3 separate regions of the Homo sapiens genome follow, and regions 1 and 2 are each linked to region 3. Evidence: chromatin contacts called from ENCODE Hi-C or POLR2A ChIA-PET data. All regions are on one chromosome and are shown on one strand. Each heading gives the region's core, a stretch centred on a gene start or an enhancer-like site at or near the end of the contact. The rest is flanking DNA. Distances are from core to core; before and after follow the strand shown.

Region 1 (3,288 bases), core at 483-2,982, 83 kb before region 3:
GACCCTATTTCTAAAAAAAAATAAAATAAATAAAATTAAATTAAAATTAAAAAATAAAACGCAGGAAAAGAGGTGAAAACTCCTAATTTCAGCTACCAGCAATATTTTACTGTAGCAGAAACTGACTAACTTTCCCTGCAAGGGTTAGACAGTAAATAATTCTAGGCTCTGCGGGCCACACAGTCTCTGTCACAATGACTCACCTCTGCTGTTTGAGCAGCTACAAACTGGCAAACAAATGAGTGTGGCTCTGTTCCAATCAAACTTATCTACAGACACTGAAATTTGAATTTCATAGAATTTTCACATTATGAAATACTTTTTTAGAAAACCATTTTTTTTTTTGTACATACGTAAAAACTATCCTTAGTTCGTGGCCACACAAAAACAAGCAGCGGGCCAGATCTGGCCCACAAGCCATAGTCTGCCAACTCCTGTGCTATAGTTAATTCAAGATATAAAAATGCTCAAAGAGGAGTACTCTGTTGCATACCTTATCCACAAATCCACACACCATCCCTGTGTAGAGAGCACACAACCCTTAGCTACTGAATTTTTCACTGTCCTCAAACTGTTCTACTTAAGAGCCAAAGTTACTTTTCATTAAACTTTTCTCAGTATTTCAACTACTGTTTCTTTTTAACCTAGCAACTATCAGGCCTACTCATTTCCTCTGCCAGGAGGCAATGGTAGCCCTCAAACCTCAAGTATGCACACCTTGCCTTTATTTTCTAGAAAAGGCCAGCAATCTAAAAATTAGGAAACCACCCTGTTCTGATCATGCTATTCCTAATATAGTGTTTTATTTTACTGATAAAACAAAGCATTGCTGACTTACAAATTATTGGACAGTAACAGTGTCCATGAACCTAAAAAAAAAGTGCCATCAACTTGACACTTGAGAGTTTAGCTAACAAAGTACACAAAGAACAAACCACATGGTTGGTGCTCCGTGGTGGGGGTGGCAGAAGCAGGAACCCGCTGACAAGCACATCACAGGCCCTCCAAAACCTCAGAGTATCTGTTCTTCCATTAAACCTGCCTCACTTGTGAATTCCTCCAGACTGAGCCAGTCTGAACTTGGCTCCTAGACTCTCTACTCAGGGAGGGAGAACTAGAACCTGAGGTTAGTCAGGTTCACACACCACATTAACCCTTGCTGGGAACACTTGGTAATTGCAACAGGATCTGAAGAGACACAGATGGTCCAGTCATCTTTACATATGCATCATTTGCGTCTGAAAATCCTGGCACTACCCATGACCTTGGGAATGAACAATGTGCGGTCATCTACCATGTCACCTGCTGTCTTCTTTACAACAAGACTGATCTTTCAGATCCTTCTTTATTTTTGCGTAGCTGAGGCCATTTCTGAAGCCAAAAAGAAAAGAAAAAGAAAAACAACAACAACAACAACAACAACAAAAACAGCTGACACGACAGTACAGTATAAATAAAAATGAAGAAACTTTATGTTGGATCAAGCTGATAAATTACTGTTCAACCAGCAGCCTCTCTAGCAAGGGCAGCTATCTGAGCTGAAGACACCTGGACTGCTCTCTGACTCAACTCTTATGAGTTCTGCTCATACCACCGAGTCAAGGCTTTAACAGTATTTGCATTTGCCGTTTTTCACTGTGATCTTAAGTCACAGTTTTTCACAGTGATCCTAAGTCTTCCATGCTGTGGTACAGACCCCAAGTTTTCGCAACTCAGAGGTGGGCCAAGTGCAAGGGGACCTGAGTCAGAGCCAGGTTTGATCCTGACCGCAGAGCTGACAGTGTGGACTTAGCCGAGTCACTTACTCTGATCTGTTTGCTCATCTGTCAAATGTGAATAATGACTTGTCCCCAGCCTTCTCCTCAGTGCTGGGTACAGGTCAGGTGAGATGACAAAGGTGAAACTGCTTTGTCAACTGTCGAAAACAAGTTATTTTCTTCTTCCATTAACTTTCCCCCTCAAGCAGCAACTGCTTTCTTCTGTTCCCTTCTGCAGGGTTTGATAAAGAAGTCTGTTGAGCACGTGTTTATCATGGTTTTTAATCACAGCTTCATCTTTCCAGACTGCAGCGTCCCTCCTGACTGTAATTTCTTCTCATGGTTTGGTACCTCTTTCAGTCGCCCCTCCCTTAGCCTTTCCCAGTCTCTCTTGTAGCTTTCCTACCAAGCAGTTCACACACACACACACACACACACACACACACACACACACAATTCAAAGTGTGTCAGATCTTGAAATATTTTCTTTATATCTCTCCTGGAATCGCCCAGCGCTTCCTTGCCCGGAACGTTCCTGGCTACAATAAGCACCACATCGGCCAAATACCCATTAGAAACTGAATGATTCCTATCTGAAATACTCACAAGAAGCCTGGAGCCCATTACTTTGTGTGTAGAATGTAGTCTTTTTCCCCCCCTTAAATGCATTACCTCACATCTGTCTGTATTACAATTTAGTATGCCAACTTCCCCACTCACAGTTTCAGGCCTGTGGCAAACCATCTTTCAGTTTATTTTCCCCACTGGCTTGCTGTTTTATGACTTAAAAATACTTGAGAGCAAAATGTAAATTTAGGCAATCTCAAAGACATTACTGATTGGGTCGTTTTAATTAAAAACCAGCATTAGTATCTGTGGTACTAACAGTTAATACTAGGTACGCTTTGTCTGAATCCCTTATTTTTTCTTTGATTGCCACTGCCTCTACTTCTTTTGCCAAAGAAAGTTGTTTAAAAAACTTTTAAGCTTATATTCCTTCTGCCAAAAGCTAACACACAATGTGTTTTATCATTATTCTTTGTAATGCGCTTGTTTCATTATACTGTTTCTTATACATATATGTTCATAATTTTTAAAAATATACCTATTGGCTTTCCTTGTCCTCTTAAAAATATTCCCTACCTCAAACAAAACATTCTATTAGTGAAACATAATTTGTCTATCAGAAAACCTGACACACCTTCCAATGTCCAGTATCAGCTCGAGCTCCCTGGCATCAAAACAATCCCTGGTCTATAGGATGCCACCCACTAAAAATCTTTCCAGTGTCTCAGGCATATGGCAAAGTGGCCATTTGTAAATTACCCTGGAGTTCCTTGAACACTTCTGTGAAAATGCACAGCCCATGACTGTTGCTTCCCAGCATGTCACCGCCCTGCCAAGTCATCTGAAGTTGTGCTTTGGTGGGTCCTTATAGCACTGCTTATGGACATCTTGTCCACAGCTGTCCGATACACAGCTGCTTCACTTTTGTGTTCCTGACCATTTCGGCAAGTGTCCAGCTAGTAAA
Region 2 (3,307 bases), core at 30-2,529, 83 kb after region 3:
TTAATTTAAATGCAAAACCAAAGACTTCCAGGGATCATATTTCTTTCGTAAAGCAAATAGACATTTTATCATTAATAGTTACATTGTGGCCATTCATTTAATTGTAAATAGTGCCCAATATTAAGGGTAAATTCAAAAAACAACATTAGATATGAAATGCATTTGTATACTAGTGACTGAACATTTCCACCAATGGGTTTTCAGTGGCAATTTCCCCATGATATTATCAAAGAGATTTTGTTCTACAGTTTTAAGAGTGCTCTTGTATCTTTCTAAACCTCAAAAGAGAAAATATACGGTAGAATGCATCATGCATACTCATATCTTAGCCATATTGGTGGTTGACAAGAATGTCACTTGCCACTTAAGATGTCATCACACAGGAGGATAATGATTGCAACCTGTCCCCTCGCAAAGGAAGCATATCTGGGCTTGATAATATAGTCAAATAGATCCTATGTGATGGGAATTGAAGGCCACTGCAAAGCTCTCTGCCCCTAGAAGCGCCATTCCTACCGGCTTCCTATGGAACTGTCAGCCTCTCTATTTTGCCTTAAACACTTTTATGTGCATCATACTGTCCAATGAAACAGTAGTGACTGGTAAACTCTGCAAGTGGCATTGAATATATGGATCTGAAAGTCAGGATGGAGGTTCGAGTTGATGCTACCTATTCCAGATGAAAGACTTCCCAAGGAGGGTGGGCAAAGTGCAATGAGAAGATGTCAAGGTGGCGGCCTGAGGGATACTCATGTTCAGTGGCAAGAGGAAGAAGAGCCCGTGAAGGAAACGCACATAGATGGGCAGAGAGGGAGAGCACAGAGAGAGAAGAGGAGTGAATGGAACCACAAGAGGTAAGAAGCTGCTGGATCAGTGTTAGTGGTCCCAAGTGGGAAGTGGCTTGGGGTGGGGAGTGGAAGAAGGAGGAATAAGCTGGAATGTGTGGGTAGGCAGGGGACCTTAAGACCAATCCAAATGTTCTGCAAATGTTCTTAGGTCTGGGTCCGGGTCACCTTCACCAGAAGAACCTATTTCCCTTCCCAGGGGACAGACTCAGGAGGGTCTAGCCCACATACACAAACCAAGTTATATTTCAACTGGCAGAATCAGAGAAGCCTTCTCAGGAGGCATGGCCAGATGCCACGTTGCATGTGAGGTTAAATAGGAAATAACTCAGACTGCAAAGCCAAGTTTAGAATCAGAAAAACAACTAATCAGAGCAACAGCAGTGAGAACAATCTGTCCCGGAGCTGGAGCAGAGGCTGCCGGGCTCTGACAGTCACAGGCGCCGCCCTGCACAATGCAGCCATTATGACTGCCCGGCACCAACGTGGCTGAGCTCCAACCACAAGCCCTTTCATCCTGGAAGGTCTCTGTTAGGAAGCAGAGTCTGGTAAGTAGAGAGAAGTAGAAGTTTAAACGCAAATCAGTGAGTGAAAAAAAGGGAGAGAAATCAAAAGGTCCAAACTGAAAACCCAAATATTTCCTTAATTTCAAATTCTACAGTAAGTGGAGTAATATTATAAAATATTAGGGAACTCTGAAACAAAACTGCCATGCAAACAGAATATTTGCATATTTTGTCATCTAAGAGGGAGACGAGCATATCATAAATCATAAAAAATGATTTATGATATGCTACTTATACAGCAAAGAGTTTATTTTATTTTGAAATGGAGTCTCACTCTGTCGCCTAGACTGGAGTGTGTAGTGGTGTGATCTCAGCTGCAGCCTCCACCTCCCGGGTTCAAGTGATTCTCCTGCCTCATTCTCCCGAGCAGCTTGGATTACAGGCACCCGACACCATGCCTGGCTAATTTTTGTATTTTTAGTAGAGATGGGGGTTTCACCATGTTGGCCAGGATGGTCTCGAACTCCTAACCTCAGGTGATCCACCCGCCTCGGCCTCCCAAAGTGCTGGGATTACAGGTGTGAGCCACTGCACCTGGCCAAGAGTTGATTTTAAAGAATGGTATCCTCTCCTATGAACTAAGTTATAGGTTACATGATAAATTAATCAATATTTCTATAGAGATACACAAAGACATAATACTGATCATTTATTCATTTGTTCCTTTAACAAAAGTTGATTGATTGCCTACTTTGTGCTTGACATTTTGTCATGTGCTAGGCAGACAATAAGGAACCAGGCCCTTACAGGGTCCCTATGCTCACAGGGCAGCATTCCTTAGCAAGGGGAGAAAGACATCAGTCAAATAATCATACTAATAGTTGTAAAACTGAAGCCATATTGAAGGATATTTTATAGTAGGGAGACTTTCTAACTGCACCAGACCAATCTGGCTCAACTTTTACATAACAAAGTTGTGAGTTGTTTCTCTATTGCCAAGAGCCCCCGAGGTTGAAGCTTATGTAACCTGACCATGCCCAAGTGTGCAACCACAAGAACCTAAATGCTCAGCCTGAGGAGCAGAGACTGAATTAAGAAGCAGACACTGCACCAGGCACGGTGGCTTACATGTGTAATCCCAGCACTTTGGGAGGCTGAGGTGGGCGGATCATGAGATCAGGAGTTTGAGACCATCCTGGCCAATACAAAAATTAGCCAGGCATGGTGGTGCTCGCCTGTAGTCACAGCTACTCAGGAGGCTGAGGCAGAAGAATCGCTTGAACCCAGGAGGCGGAGGTTGCAGTGAGCCTAGATCGTGCCACTGCACTCCAGCCTGGGCAACAGAGCAAGACTCTATCTCAAAAAAAAAAAGCAGCAGCAGGCACCGCATGGCAGAATCCAGGATCCAACCAGATTGAGTGCGGTCATCACCTCATGGCAGGATCCAATCAGCTCATGCCTCCTGGCATCACCTCATTGTGAGATCCAATCAGATCACACCTCATTACCCTATGCTTATAAAACCTGCCTCAGCACCTAGCTCCAGGAGACAAACTTGAGCATTTCCTCCTGTCTCCTTGTGAGTTAAATGACAATAAAGCTTTTCTTTTCTCAAAAGCTGGTGCCATCATATTGGCCTCTGTGTGCATCAGGCAGCAAGCCCATTGATTGCGTGGCAACAATTTGACAATCAGAGCCACAAGAGAAGTCTTTGCTAGAAAACTGACATTTCCAAATAGAGGGAACAACACGAGACAGGTCCTGTGGCATGAAGAAGCATGACCTAAACGGCCACCAAGGGCATCTATCTCAGGAAATAGCAGGATAAAGAATTTTCTCTTTATTCTTAGAGCAATGGAAGCTGTTGAATAGTTTTAGCAGAAGAGCTGCGTTCTCAGAATTATGTTTCTAAAAGATCACTCTGGCTTCTGAGTGGAGGAGAAGGGTAAAGTATGG
Region 3 (2,998 bases), core at 261-2,760:
CAGAAACTCAGGCTTCCAAGATGGGAGGAATCTGACAATTCTGCCAAACACTATCTAATTCACCCAAGACTGTTGAAGATGGCTGCACTCTCATCAGTGGTTAAGACCCACAGGTCTTCAGGGAACTTTAAAACTTCATCTCAGGCAAAATCTTCTGAAATGTGACATGAAATTGGTGGTAGTCCTATGGAGAAGGAAGCCTGCATTATATAGTTCCCCTAAATGACAAGCTGTGTACATGTAACACACATGCACACACACATATTGTGAGGGTGTCTTCATTTGAAGTTAACTGCTAGGAAACAGGCCATCACTTTATACTAGGCATTGATGTTCTCACATCCAGGGGTCATTGATGCACAGGGATCTTTTTGTCTCTTTGGCATGTACAGTATATGTCAGCTCTAACAAGTTCTCCATCTATTCCACATGGAAAGGGAAGTCCAAGACTGTTTACAGAAGAGAAAGAATTCAGGGTAATTTTTGTTCTGAGGTTCTGTTTTCCTTCTGGTCTAGTTTAGTGGAGAGACTGAAGTATTATAAATGTCCACTTAGATGTGCTGCTCTCACTTCAAAGCATAAGATTCTCCAAATATATTTATCAAATGAAGAAAGGAGGCTGGGCGCAGTGGCTCACACCTGTAAGTCCACCACTGTGGGAGGCCAAGGTGGGCAGATCACGTGAGGTCAGGTGTTTGAGACCAGCCTGGCCAACACGGTGAAATCCCATCTCTACTAAAACTACAAAAATTAGCCGAGTGTGGTGGTGTGTGCCTATAATCCCAGCTACTTGGGAGGCTGAGGCAGGAGAATCGCTTGAGCCTGGGAGGCGGAGGTTGCAGTGAGCAGAGATGGAGCCACTGCACTCCAGCCTGGGCAACAGATTAAGATTCTGTCTCAAAAAAAAAAAAAAAAAAAAAAAAAAGAGAAAACACATGATATATTTGCATATTTCCATTGCTAGTAATAGATTAGTGTATAAACATAACGTTAAAAAATAAACTGATGCCAGTCGCATGGTGTATCTTAAATGCAAATGTCTTCCAGACCAAAATTACCAGTGTCTCTAGAGCAATGATATAAATAACATGTGCTTACTTTTCAACTTACAAAAGAAATGACAAGACTAATGAGTTTTTGGTAGTCTCATAAATACCATGTCTGAAAATAGTTCATCAGTTTTTGGGACTCATCCATGAAATGCTTACATATTGTTTCAGTAAGGTACACATTTTGTCACACTTTAGCGGTTTGGAAAGAGTACCATCAATAATGAGATTAAGGAGAATTGTACAATTTGCATGGGAATTTAGGTATGAGAGAATTCTCCTAACATGTAAAATATCTGCAATTCTGACATCTTAGTACATTTGCATGAAGGTAACTGAGGGCCAAAAAAGAAAAAGGCGCTATATTGTGTCAAACATGAGACCTCCCCTGAAATTCCCATTTCGGTTACACACTGTTTGCTACATCTGAAGATGAAATTGTTCTCTCACTTCCTTTTCTTTTGTTCCAAATCTGACCTCTGAAGACAGGCTAAATGGGCACCCAAAGAGGAAGAACATATTTGCAGCCTAGACCATTGCAGTTGCTATGTTAGGTGGTACAGAAGTCTTTTGTCTTGGCCAACAGTGCTGTAGTCAAGTCCTACATTCTGTGTGGGAGGCCAAGAAAGAGGCAATAACATATTTTAATATTTCGACCCTTCTTTGAAGTCAATATGAGTGTGGAGCGAGGTGTTTTGTAGCTATTAAATATATCTATCAAGTAAGACATTTTAGCTCCTGTAAAAATATATTATTTTTTGAAAGCTTATTATTGTTCTCAATTCTGATTCTAGGTAGCCGCTATCTTGCTAAAATAAATAGAAACAATGTTTAACAACTTTTAGGTTGTGTTCATAACATGCCAGATTTTAAAGTAGCCCAGACAGTTACGAGGACCTCTGAATTTTCAGTCTAACTTAATATTTCCTGAAAGGTCTGCCAAAAACTGCAGAGGGGGAATGCCAATTTTAAGTGCGTGTGAAGTTGGGAGGAGACAGGGAGAACTTTGCCTCTTTCTGTTCCAGATTAGGATACATAAAGAGTCAAATTTATTCTGGGCTGCCCTTTGCTAGAAACTGACAGCCCAGGCAGCTAACTCCTGGCCTCAGTGGAAGTTGCCTTAAAATCAAAGAACCTGTCCCTCTAGGAGGTAGGAAGGAAGGGGATCAGAGACAAACTAGGGGGCTCCTTTGCATATATTTCCAGGGATCAATCGCTTGTTGATATAGCTGGCTTTGCAAGTAGATCACAACTTGAAGTGTTTGAAAAAAATTACTTCCTTTTTAATCTTCCAAAGATGTTTTTAATACTGTTTCTCAGCGGAGGCCAATGGTGGAAATACCAATAAAATCTGCTGTTTGAAGAGCCAGTCCTCCCTAGGTCCTGCATCCTAGGCTCTGCTGTGCCGAAAGCATCCTTTTCCTGTGTTCCATAGAAGTAGTGGTTCATTCCATTTATTTGGCATAAAGGATATGCTAATTGTATTGCTAAATATTATTTTTATTTGCAAACAGATGGGAGAAAAGTTAAAGTGTTGTTAAATATTTGTAGGCTTCTGTTCTGTCTCCATAACTGAGTTGTAACTTTAGAGCCAGGTAGTCAAGAGTGTTGGCTCCAGTCCCATTGCCTGGGTTTAATATTGAGCTTTTTCTTCTCCTAACTGTAACCACATTATCCAACTTTTCTAAGCCTCAACTTAGCCATTCGTAAAATGAGAATCATCACAGTACTTCCCTGTAGAGTTATTGTGAAGATAAAGAAGATAGCATGTAAAGTGCTTAGCAGATGTGCCAGGCACATTGGAAGCAGTCAGTAAATGTTACCTATTATTAATTAATGTGTCCTTTGAGTAAGGAAGGCGTTTCTACTGTAGCAGAGGCAAAATACTGTAAAATCAGATTCTATCAGGTACCTGGCCATCTTCCTTTTGGTGACCCAAGTTGATGGGG

What was found. A loop is a pair of places that touch in the nucleus more often than their neighbours do. ChIA-PET counts read pairs that join two places held with the same protein, here RNA polymerase II (POLR2A). Pooled maps may share reads with other maps.
Region 1: a pooled map shows a loop between it and region 3 (5-fold over the local background). The contact joins two enhancer-like sites. A Hi-C loop is called at or near these places in 1 of 37 single-sample maps with no recorded cell type and 3 of 50 pooled maps. POLR2A ChIA-PET finds 5 or more read pairs at or near these places in 4 of 52 experiments (OCI-LY7, T-cell and activated B cell).
Region 2: a map of endothelial cell of hepatic sinusoid shows a loop between it and region 3 (6-fold over the local background). The contact joins two enhancer-like sites. A Hi-C loop is called at or near these places in 4 of 168 maps with a recorded cell type or tissue (Caco-2, dorsolateral prefrontal cortex, endothelial cell of hepatic sinusoid and 1 more) and 5 of 50 pooled maps. POLR2A ChIA-PET finds 5 or more read pairs at or near these places in 2 of 52 experiments (B cell and endothelial cell of umbilical vein).

Annotation. Positions count from the first base shown.
Region 1 is chr10:22,681,664-22,684,951 of GRCh38, forward strand. All of the region lies in intron 1 of PIP4K2A (phosphatidylinositol-5-phosphate 4-kinase type 2 alpha), which reads right to left. Among named protein-coding and RNA genes, the nearest start is that of PIP4K2A, 31 kb to the right of the region's middle. RefSeq lists enhancers at 701-820, 1,561-1,780, 2,321-2,390. Within about 2 kb of position 1,733, at least 17 of the 41 ENCODE cell types and tissues checked have a DNase peak (open chromatin) inside an H3K27ac peak, as active enhancers do.
Region 2 is chr10:22,848,357-22,851,663 of GRCh38, forward strand. No RefSeq gene overlaps it. Among named protein-coding and RNA genes, the nearest start is that of ARMC3, 78 kb to the right of the region's middle. Within about 2 kb of position 1,280, at least 21 of the 41 ENCODE cell types and tissues checked have a DNase peak (open chromatin) inside an H3K27ac peak, as active enhancers do.
Region 3 is chr10:22,764,846-22,767,843 of GRCh38, forward strand. No RefSeq gene overlaps it. Among named protein-coding and RNA genes, the nearest start is that of PIP4K2A, 52 kb to the left of the region's middle. Within about 2 kb of position 1,511, at least 3 of the 41 ENCODE cell types and tissues checked have a DNase peak (open chromatin) inside an H3K27ac peak, as active enhancers do.